Regions from separate parts of the Homo sapiens genome. Here regions 1 and 3 are each linked to region 2. A link is a contact called in ENCODE Hi-C or POLR2A ChIA-PET data. All regions are on one chromosome and are shown on one strand. The core of a region is the stretch at or near the end of the contact, and the rest is flanking DNA. Distances in the headings are between cores, read along the strand shown. Region 1 holds the start of ZNF675 (zinc finger protein 675). Region 2 holds the start of LINC01224 (long intergenic non-protein coding RNA 1224). Region 3 holds the start of ZNF730 (zinc finger protein 730).

The links. A loop is a pair of places that touch in the nucleus more often than their neighbours do. ChIA-PET counts read pairs that join two places held with the same protein, here RNA polymerase II (POLR2A). Pooled maps may share reads with other maps.
Region 1: POLR2A ChIA-PET joins it to region 2 with 25 read pairs in WTC11. The contact joins the promoter of ZNF675 here to the promoter of LINC01224 in region 2. A Hi-C loop is called at or near these places in 1 of 50 pooled maps. POLR2A ChIA-PET finds 5 or more read pairs at or near these places in 6 of 52 experiments (H1, OCI-LY7, SK-N-SH and 1 more).
Region 3: POLR2A ChIA-PET joins it to region 2 with 11 read pairs in WTC11. The contact joins the promoter of ZNF730 here to the promoter of LINC01224 in region 2. POLR2A ChIA-PET finds 5 or more read pairs at or near these places in 4 of 52 experiments (H1, HepG2 and WTC11).

The regions. Positions count from the first base shown.
Region 1 is chr19:23,685,618-23,689,019 of GRCh38, forward strand. It overlaps ZNF675 (zinc finger protein 675), which reads right to left and starts at 1,595. Exons shown (of 4, transcript NM_138330.3): 1 at 1,414-1,595. The coding sequence starts at 1,416. RefSeq lists enhancers at 31-1,001, 1,133-1,522, 1,813-1,862.
Region 2 is chr19:23,414,824-23,418,290 of GRCh38, forward strand. It overlaps LINC01224 (long intergenic non-protein coding RNA 1224), which reads right to left and starts at 1,251. Exons shown (of 5, transcript NR_126449.1): 1 at 1,071-1,251. All of the region lies in intron 2 of LOC105372335 (a long non-coding RNA gene), which reads left to right. RefSeq lists enhancers at 218-875, 876-1,531.
Region 3 is chr19:23,115,730-23,118,739 of GRCh38, forward strand. It overlaps ZNF730 (zinc finger protein 730), which reads left to right and starts at 1,296. Exons shown (of 4, transcript NM_001277403.2): 1 at 1,296-1,447. The coding sequence starts at 1,445.

The DNA of each region.
Region 1 (3,402 bases), core at 345-2,844, 270 kb after region 2:
ATTGTTCTTCTTTTTCTTCTCATAAAAAATATTTTCAAACAGAAAACGATTTTTTTAAGTGCCATTCAATGTCAAAAAATGCTTAGTTAAAATACAGTATCTAAAGTGTACAATAAAAGACAAATAGTTGATAATGTGAATTAGAAAGGGGAAGCTGGCATTTGAGAATGTGAGAAGAAACTGGAAATTTAGTATTTTACTGCAAGTCATAGTTAGTCTGGAGGAATGGGATGAGGGGTAGGCTTGAGACCCAGCTTGAGAGAACTGTGAAAAATGCAGGGGAAAATCAGTCTCCTGTGGAGTGTGAAAATAACTAAGTAGCAGGCAATTAGACGGAGGTTACTCTAGTCCCTGGGTTCCTATTTTTTAAAAACTCTAACTCAAATGCATTTTTTTGCAAATTACTGAATTGAGGGAAACAAAAATTTAGGCTTAACCAATCATAAACTGCCAATTAACCTCTGATTACATAACCAGGAAATGTCCACCTTAATTGTACAAGTCAAGTAACTATGAACTGTACCTAACCAATTATTTAATTTGGTTTTCTTCATCATGTACCTTTAAAAGTCTTTCCTTCAAGCTGCTCTCATAAAGTCACAAGCTCCAAACCACAGCTGAATGCTCCACAATTTTTGAATCACTCTTTGATTAAATTCTCCAATATTTTTGTGGTGATCCCCATAATTTATTTATTTATTTAACTTATTTATTTATATATTTTTTAAGACGGAGTTTCGGTCTTGTTAACCAGGCTGGAGTGCAATGGCGTCATCTCGGCTCACTGCAACCGCCACCTCCCGGGTTCAAGCGGTTCTCCTGCCTCAGCCTTCTGAGTATCTGGGATTACAGGCATGTGCCACCACGCCCGGCTAATTTTGTATTTTTAGTAGAAACGGGGTTTCACCATGTTGGTCAGGCTGGTCTTGAACTCCTGACCTCAGGTGATCCACCCACCTCGGTCTCCCAAAGTGCTGGTATTACTGACCTGAGCCACCGCGCCCGGCCCTCCCATAAAATTTTAATAGGAGAAAACAGGAACTGGGAACCCCACGGACCAAAACTCTTCCCATTAATGAACCCGCACCCTGAGTCAGGATTCTCCGGTGACGGCCCTCCTGTGGTCCCTGCACAATCTGAGAGAAATGCGGCGCTGCGGGTACAGAGCTGCCCAGAGAGGGCTACAGGCCAGGGCACAGTCACTAGGCAGAGAAGAGACGGGATGCCCCGGGGCTGGCTGTCAGCGCGCCGCCATCTTATGGCTGCAGGGGACTGAGCCGAGCTGGGGAAGGAGAACTCGGGGTGCAGATTGTGGAGCTGACTGCGGGGAGGCCTGAGTCCCGCCATAGCCATTTCCCACGGGTTCCAACCAGCCCCTTCCCCCTCTCGGGATGTCGCACCCGTAACTCTCACCATTTCTAGGCTTCCAGGGGGTCCTGGAGTCTTAGCTGTGGATCTCTCAATTTCTGCAGGTCACAGGCCCACAGAGGCTGGACCTCTAGGAGCAGAGGACACAGAGCAATGAAAGCGAGACCTGGAGCTCCGGCTGCAGCGAGAGACAAAGGCGCCGCCAAATCCCGGAAGCCATCTTGTCTGCTCCAGCTGCGTGCCTGATTGGACGGTTCCCAGCCCAGCGTGCCTGATTGGACAACGTTTAAGGTCCTGACCCTTCAGGCCCTGAGTGACAGAAGATGTGATCAGACACTGGGCTGAGTGAAGACTGATAGCCTGCGCTGCAGCCTTTTCAGCCGGGGCTTCCTCTTTTAGCTGAGCCAGGCCCATCCCATAGGGTATTTGTATTTAACCTTGTGTATAAGGTCATATACATTTATAAATGATATATGGCTACTCACAAAGAAAAATAATATAATAATAATTATTTTAGAATTTCAGACTTTATGACCTTCCTGGCTTCTGGTCCTTTGAGTAGGCAGCCTGAGAATTTTAAAAAGAGGCAATCCTCAAATAAAATGTGAGCCACATGTGAATTTTAAATTTTCTAGTAGTCAAACTTTAAAAAGAAAAAAACAAGTGGAATTGATTGTAACAATCTAACCCAATATATCCAAAGTACTATCATTTTAGTATGAGAGCAATATGAAATTATTGATGAAATACACATATATATGTATATATGTGTATACACACACACACACACACACACACACACACACACATATATGGAACTAAATCTTTGAAAATAACTCTATTTTACCTAACACATTGCAATTCAGACCAGCCACATTCCAGGCACCCAGTAGCCACACGTGGCCAATAGCTGCCACATTAAAATGCAGCTCTGATGTCAGGGGGGTGAAGAAGAGCCTGAACATCCCTTTTTTGCCAGAGGTGAGGGGACAGCCTCTCTCTACCAACATCTCTCTTCAATTCCAAGGAAAAAACAGTTAGTGACCATAGAAAGAACAGAGGACAGATAGAATAAAATAACCACAGGTCGACCTGTGGTTACCTCTGGTTATTTTATTAACTACTGCTGCCCACCTGTTGCTCACCTTAATTCCAAACATCAGACAGTGAACAAAGAATGATGAAGCCACAAAACAAGAAAACTCTGTATCTTCAGATCTGTCCACAGTCTTAACCTCCAATGTTTAGATATGGAGAAAATAGATTAAAGGCAAACTTATTTTGCTATTTGGCCTTGGCCCTAACGGTCAGCCTGTGGTTATCTGTTTTCTCCTGTGGTGTGGTGAACTGTGTGAGTATAAGCACCAATCACACGCAGACATGTCTACATGTATTTTTGCATTATTCAATATTCTCTTACAAGACATAAGACTTTAAGTCAAGAATAAAGGTAATGTGAGTCTTTTTTCTTGCATTGGCGCTACCCACAGGGTGCATCATGACATATTGCTAAGTTCTGCATTCAGGTTATGTGGCTCTCTTCTTTTACCCAGGCCCAGAATATTTTGCACAATAGAACATATTACTAGGCCCAACATATATAAAATGGGAGGCCCTTGCCTGAGCCTTTTTTACAGAGGGCCTTGTGACATATCTCTGCATCAATCACCTAAGAGATGCAACTGTCCATTTTTCCCTGCACTCTGCCCACAGGAAAAATTGTGACTTATCATTAAGCCTAGGTAGCAGGTGATGTGTCTCTCCTGCCTGGGCCTTGAGCCACAGAAAGCATTGTTACCTATTGCTGGGCTCAGCACCCAGGTGATGTGACTCTGCTGCCTGTGTCCTGCTGTCAGGAGAAGGTTGTAACATATTCCTATTTAGGTGATGTGACACTCCTGTCTGGTCCCTGCCCTCAGAAAATATTGTGACATATTCCTGGCCCAAGTATGAGAGTCAACATGTCCTTCGGGAACACTTCAGGACCTTTAACCTTGGGTACATCATCTCACAATTCAGAAGGGCCCTTCCAAA
Region 2 (3,467 bases), core at 1-2,500:
TCCTGCTTGCCATACATTAGGAAGTCACAGAGGAAAACCAGTCCTCCTGTGGAGTGTTATTTAAAAAGCAGGAAATTAGACTGAAGGGGCTCTAGTGCCCTGTGTTCATAAGTAAAAAATGTAAAACCTATCTCGGATTCACTTCTTATAAATTATTTTAGGCAGAAACAAAATTCAGGCTTAACCTGCAATTAACCTCTGATTACATAACCAGGAAATTTCCACCCGAATCATACAAATAAGGTGACTACATAAACTGTAACCAATTCTTGAATTTGGTTTGCCTTCTCACACGCCCTTTTCAAAACCCTTCCCTTTTTGCCTTTCAGGTGGCCCACATATTATGGCTGGGTGCTTTCCATTTCACTAATCACTGCTCAGATAAACTCGTTAACGTTTTAACGTTGACTCCCTTTACTTTGCAAGAGAAGAAGCTGGGCGCGGTGGCTCATGCTTGTAATCTTAGCACTTTGGGAGGCCGCGGCGGTGGGGGGATCACTTGAGTCCAGGGGTTCCAGACCAGCTTCCACCATGGCGAAACCACTTCTCTACTAGAAATACAAAAATCAGCCAGGCGTGGTGGTGCAGGTCTTTAATCCCAGCTTTTCGGGGGGCTTAGGCACGAGAATCGCTTGAACCTGGGAGGCGGAGGTTGCAGTGATCACGCCATTGCACTCCAGCCTCGGCGACAGAGCAAGACTTTGTCTCAAACAAACCAACAAAATGTTTAACAAAAGAGACTGGGAGCCCCACCGGCCACAGCTCCTCCTACGCACACACGAGTCGGGATTCTGCCCTGATGACCCGCCTGGCATCCCTGAACAATCTGGGAAACACTCGGGGCTGCGTGCAGAGCTGCCCAGGGAGCTCCAGATAGGGCGCCGCAGGGACTGGGCGGGACGCGCGGGTCATTGCTGCGGGCCCAGCCACCATCTTGCGGCCAGAGGGACCTGGGACGGAGCTGCGCCAGCAGGGACTCAGGTCGGCAACCCAGGAGCGGTGAGGAGGCCAGTCCCGTCGGTTTCTCAGCCAGCTCTCCCCTCTCGGGATGCTCAACCCCTCACACTCACCCTTTCCCACCTTCTGGAATGTCCTGGCATCTTAGCTGTCTGTGCACGTCCCAGGACCTGCAGATCACAGGGCAACAGCCTGTCACCGGCTGGGGCGAGAGGGGGGCAGAGGTGGAGGACGTTGAATAGCAGAAAGCGATCCCAAGCTCTGGCTGCAGCGAGAGACAAAAGCCCCGCCAAATGCCGGATGCCACGCCCTCCTCTCCAACTGTGCCACTGATTCGATAAAGCACCAGCACTCGCCCAGTACCACTCCCTCCACCCCCAGGAAAACAGGCTAAAGCAGGGAGTGTCAACCATAGGGAATTACAGCCAATTAAGAAGTAAGCTGAGACTTGAAATGAACTTGCTCTTTCCCTTACCTGGGTCTGCTTGTATAATGCATCTTATTTGCTACTTAAGGGTAAGAAAAGAACATTTGGATTATTTTTGTTTGTTTGAGACTGAGTTTTGCTCTTATTGCCCAGGCTTGAGTGCAATGGTGTGATCTTGTTTCACTGCAACCTCTGCCTCCCAGGTTCAAGTGATTCTCCTGCGTCAGCCTCCCGAGTAGCTGGGATTACAGGCGCATGCCACCACACCCAGCTACTTTTTGTATTTTTAGTACAGACGGGGTTTCGCCAAGTTGGGCAGGCTGGTCTCGAACTCCTGACCTCAGGTGATCCTCCCACCCCAGCCTCCCAAAGTGCTGGGATTACAGGCGTGAGCCACCATGCCTGGCCCATTTGAACATATTTTAACAACTTTTTAATGATTTTGATAATGCAGGAAAGACCCTCATCCCATCCCTGAGTACCTCTCTCATCATGCTATACCACGCTGTTGACCACATCGTGGGATGGCCATTAGGAATGGGGCAGGGGTGGGGGAAAGCGGTGGCTGAGAATGGTTAAGCAAAAATTATGTTACCCAAATTTGTTTATTTTAGAAAGACTTCTCAATCATTCTGTGTGAAGTGTGTATTCCAGGGTAATTGTGCCCTGACTGCACTGCATCTCAATCTGACTTCTCTTTTTTAAAATCACTGGATTACTGTCACTAATGGGGTATTTTATTTTCTATTTTATTTCTATTTGAAAATGGCCAACTGTCCTTTGTGGGTGTCCTGATTTGATTTGCTGGGTTAGACCATGGAGGTAAGAGTGAGGAAATATTGGGTCACATCAGAATAACTTATTCTCATTTAGAGAATATATAGGAATTTTTTCTTTTTTGAGATGGAGGTTTGCTTTTGTTGCCCAGAAGGGAGTGCAATCGTGTGATCTTGGCTCACTGCAACCTTCTTCTCCTGGGTTCAAGCGATTCTCCTGCCTCAACCTCCCGAGTAGCTGGGATTACAGGCTCCCACCACCATGCCCTGGGTCTGTCAGGGTTTCATCATATTGGCCAGGCTGGTCTTAAACTCCTGACCTCAGGTGATCCACCTGCCTCGGCCTCCCAAAGTACTGGGAATACAGGCATGAGCCACCGCGCCCAGCCAGGAATTTCTTAATAATATATAACAGTTTTCTCAATACCCATTTTATATGTATATGTATGTGTATATATATATATATATATATATATATATATATATATATATATATTTTTTTTTTTTTTTTTGAGACAGTGTTTCACTTTTGTTACCCAGGCTGGAGTGCAATGGCATGATCTCAGCTCACCTCAACCCCCACCTCCTGGGTTCAAGCGATTGTCCTGCCTCAATCCTCCCAGCCTCCCGAGTAGCTGGGATTATAAGAATGCGCCACCACGCCCGGCTAATTTTGTATTTTTAGTAGAGATAGGGTTTCTCCGTGTTGGTCAGGCTGGTCTTGAACTCCTGACCTCAGGTGATCCGCCCACCTCGGCCTCCCAAAGTGTTGGGATTACAGCCATTTGCCACCGTGCCCGGCCAATACCATTATATTTAACAGTGATAGCTTACAGGGCAGGGAGGGGACACATATGACACAACCTTAGAATTTTAATTTGGTCGTAAGTTTTTTTGTTTTGTTTTGTTTTTGGAGACAAGGTCTCACTCTGGTACCTAGGCTGGAGTACAGTGGCACAACCATAGCTAATAACTTGGTTGTAACAGTTCCTTAAAAAATATTTTTGGCAGAGTTTGATGGCTAACACCTGTAATCCAAACACTTTGGAAGACCATGGTGGAATGATTGCTTAAACCTAGGAGTTCAAGACCAGTCTGGGCAATGTAGTGAGATTCAGTCTCAACAAAAACGTTAAAAATTGGCCTCATGTGGTGTTGCATGCCTGTAGTCCCAGCTACTTGAAAGGCTGAGGTGGAACCATCACTGGAGGTTGAGGCTGCAGTGACCAGTGACCCATCATTCAGCTACTACACTCCAGCCTGGGTGACAGAGTGTATACACACACACACACACACACAGAGACACA
Region 3 (3,010 bases), core at 46-2,545, 300 kb before region 2:
AGTCAAGAAGCAGTTGTTGATACATGTCTGAAGGAGCTCAGCTGGGACCAGAAGAATGGCCCCAGTGAGCCCAGCCTAAATGGCTGACCATCTCAATTATTACCTAATAAGTTTTGGATGGTTGGTTATGCTGCAATAGCTAACTAATACATGCACCCAGTGCAGATAGGTGCCATGATTTAATGACAGGTTGATTACTAGTTACCTTCTAACAGTGGGCTCCATAAAGGTACTAATATTTTCCCCTGATTTAAAGTTAGATGTGTTGTAAGATAATGTTGAGTAACGCTGCAATACATGTAGATATGTATGCATGTGATTGGTCCTTAGTCCCCGCACGCACAGGAGAAAACGTAAAACTACATCCTGACACTTAGGGCCAAGGCCAAATAGCAAAATAATTTTGCCTTTAATCTGTTTTCTTCATATCTAACATTGGAGGTCCAGACTGTGGACAGATCTGAAGACATAGAGTTTTCTTCCCCTGTGGCCCCATCATCCTTTGTTCAGTGTCTGATCTCTGGAAGAAAGGTGGTCACCAGATAGTGATCTACCTGTGGTTATTCTGCTTTTTCTTTTCTTTTCTTTTCTTTTCTTTCTTTCTTTCCTTTCTTTCCTTATTTCTTTTCTTTCTCTCTTTTCTTTCTTTCTTTTTCTCTCTCTCTTTCTCTCCTCCTCCCTTCCTCCTTTCCTTCCTTCCTTTCATCTCACTCTGTCACCAGGCTGGAGTTCAGTGGTACGATCTCGGCTCATTGCAACCTCCACCTCCTGGGTTCAAGCGATTCCCCTGCCTTAGCCTCCCGAGTAGCTGGGATTACAGGCGCGCGCCACTACTCCCAGCTACTTTTTTTTTTTTTTTTTTTTGTATTTTTAGTAGAGACGGGGTTTCACTTGTTGGCCAGGCTGGTCTCAAACTCCTGACCTCAGATGATCCACCCGCCTCGGCCCCCCAAAGTGCTGGGATTACAGGCGTGAGCCACCGCGCCCGGTCTATGTTCTTTTGATTTGTGAATATTCATATAGCGTATTATTTATAAATACATATGATCTTACACAAAAGGTTAAAGTCAGTACCCTCTGGGGTGGGCCTGTCTCAGTTCAGGGAGGAAGTCCTGCCCGAAAAGGCTGCAGCCTACGCTGTCACTCTTCATTCAGTCCAGCATCTGATCACATCTGTCACTCAGGGCCTGAGGGGGCGGGGCCTTAAACGTTATCCAATCGGGGACACTGGGCGGGGGGCCGTCCAATCAGGCCCGCAGCTGGAGCAGACAGGGCGGCTTCCGGGATTTGGCGCGGCCTTTGTTTCTCGCTGCCGCCGAAGCTCCAATTTTCGTCTGTCTGCTTTGTGTCCTCTGCACGTAGAAGCCCAGCCTGTGTGGCCCTGCGACCTGCGGGTATTGGGAGATCCACAGCTAAGACGCCAGGGCCCCCTGGAAGCCTAGAAATGGTGAGAGTGCCGGTCCGACATCCCGAGAGAGGGAACGGGGCTGGTTGGAACCGGTGGGAAGCGGCTGTGGCGGGACCCAGGCCTCCCCGCAGTCAGCTTCACAATCTGCGCCCAGAGTTCTTGCCCAGCTCGGCCTCAGTCCCCTTCAGCCATACGATGGCGGCCGCGCTGACAGCCGGGGCCCCGGCGTCCTGTCTCTTCCCTGCACTGTGACTGTGCCCTGCCCTGGAGCCCTCTCTGGGCAGCTCTGCACCCGCAGCGCTGCGTCTCTCCCAGATTATGCAGGAACCAGAGAGGATCGTCAGAGGAGAATCCTGACTCGGGCTGCGGGTTCATGAATGGGAAGAGCTTTGGTCTGTGGCGTTCCCAATTCCTCTTTCCTTCTGTTAAAAATTTATGGGAGTCATCACCAAAATATTAAAGAATTTAATTAAAGAATGATTCTAAAATTGTAGAGCACCCAGTTATGGGGTGTAGCTTGTTATCCATGGGACGGGCTTGAAGGAAAGACTTTCATAAGATGCATGATGCAAAAACCCAAATTCAGTAATCGGTTAGGTACAGTTACATAGTTTCTAAATTTGCACCTTGAGCGTACAAATTTTCTGGTTATGTAATCAGAGCTTAATAGGCAGTTTATAGTTTGTTACGCCTAAATTTTGTTTTCCTTAATGTAGTAATTTACAAAAAAATACATTTGAGTTACATTTTTTTTTAAAGTAGGAATCCAGGCATCGCAGCCACGTACCTCGAATTGCCTGTCACTTAACTATTTTCACACTCCACAGGAGACTGATCTTCTGCATTTTTTTTTCATGTTTCTCAAACGGGGTCTCAAGTCTACCCCTCAACCCCCATTCCTCCAGCCTAACTCTGTCTTGCAGTAAAATACTAAATTTCCAGTTTCTTCTGATTATCCCAAATGCCAACTTTCCCTCTCTAATTCACATTATTATCTGTTTGTCCTTTAGGGTACATTTTTGATACTGTATTTTAATTATTTTTTTACAAACCATTGGGTGGGACATTTAAAAAGATTTGTTTTCTGTTTGTAAATATCGCCCATGAAAATAAACCAAAACTAATTCCCTGACACTGTATTGTAAAAAAATCTCTGTGCCTCTTTTTCTTTTGTCTCCCCTAGGCACAGAGATCTTGTGAAAGTGTTTTGGGGTCAAGTTTGTTTTTTGTTTTTTTTTTTTGTTTTTTTAATTTTTATGGGATGATGTATTCTCAGCCACCCTTTAGTTTTTTCCTGGTCCTGGTTTTCAGTACTGGCTGTGAATAAACCAGGGTACACACCATGGCTATGTCTGCTAGAGTGTTTGATGATTATTAGCTTCTGGGTCATTTTCTCTCACAGGACAACAAGAGGTATGAAGTGTAGTCTCTCAAGAGAGCAGGTGGATGCCCTGGGGCTAAGAGGAATCTCCTGGTGTCTTTGAAAAGCTAACCACTTCAGACATTAACATTGTCTTCACCCAACCTAGCTTCCCTTTCTTAGAGACACATTGCGGGTCAGCCAATCTTATGCGGGTATTGAGGGAAAAACAGAAGTGATTT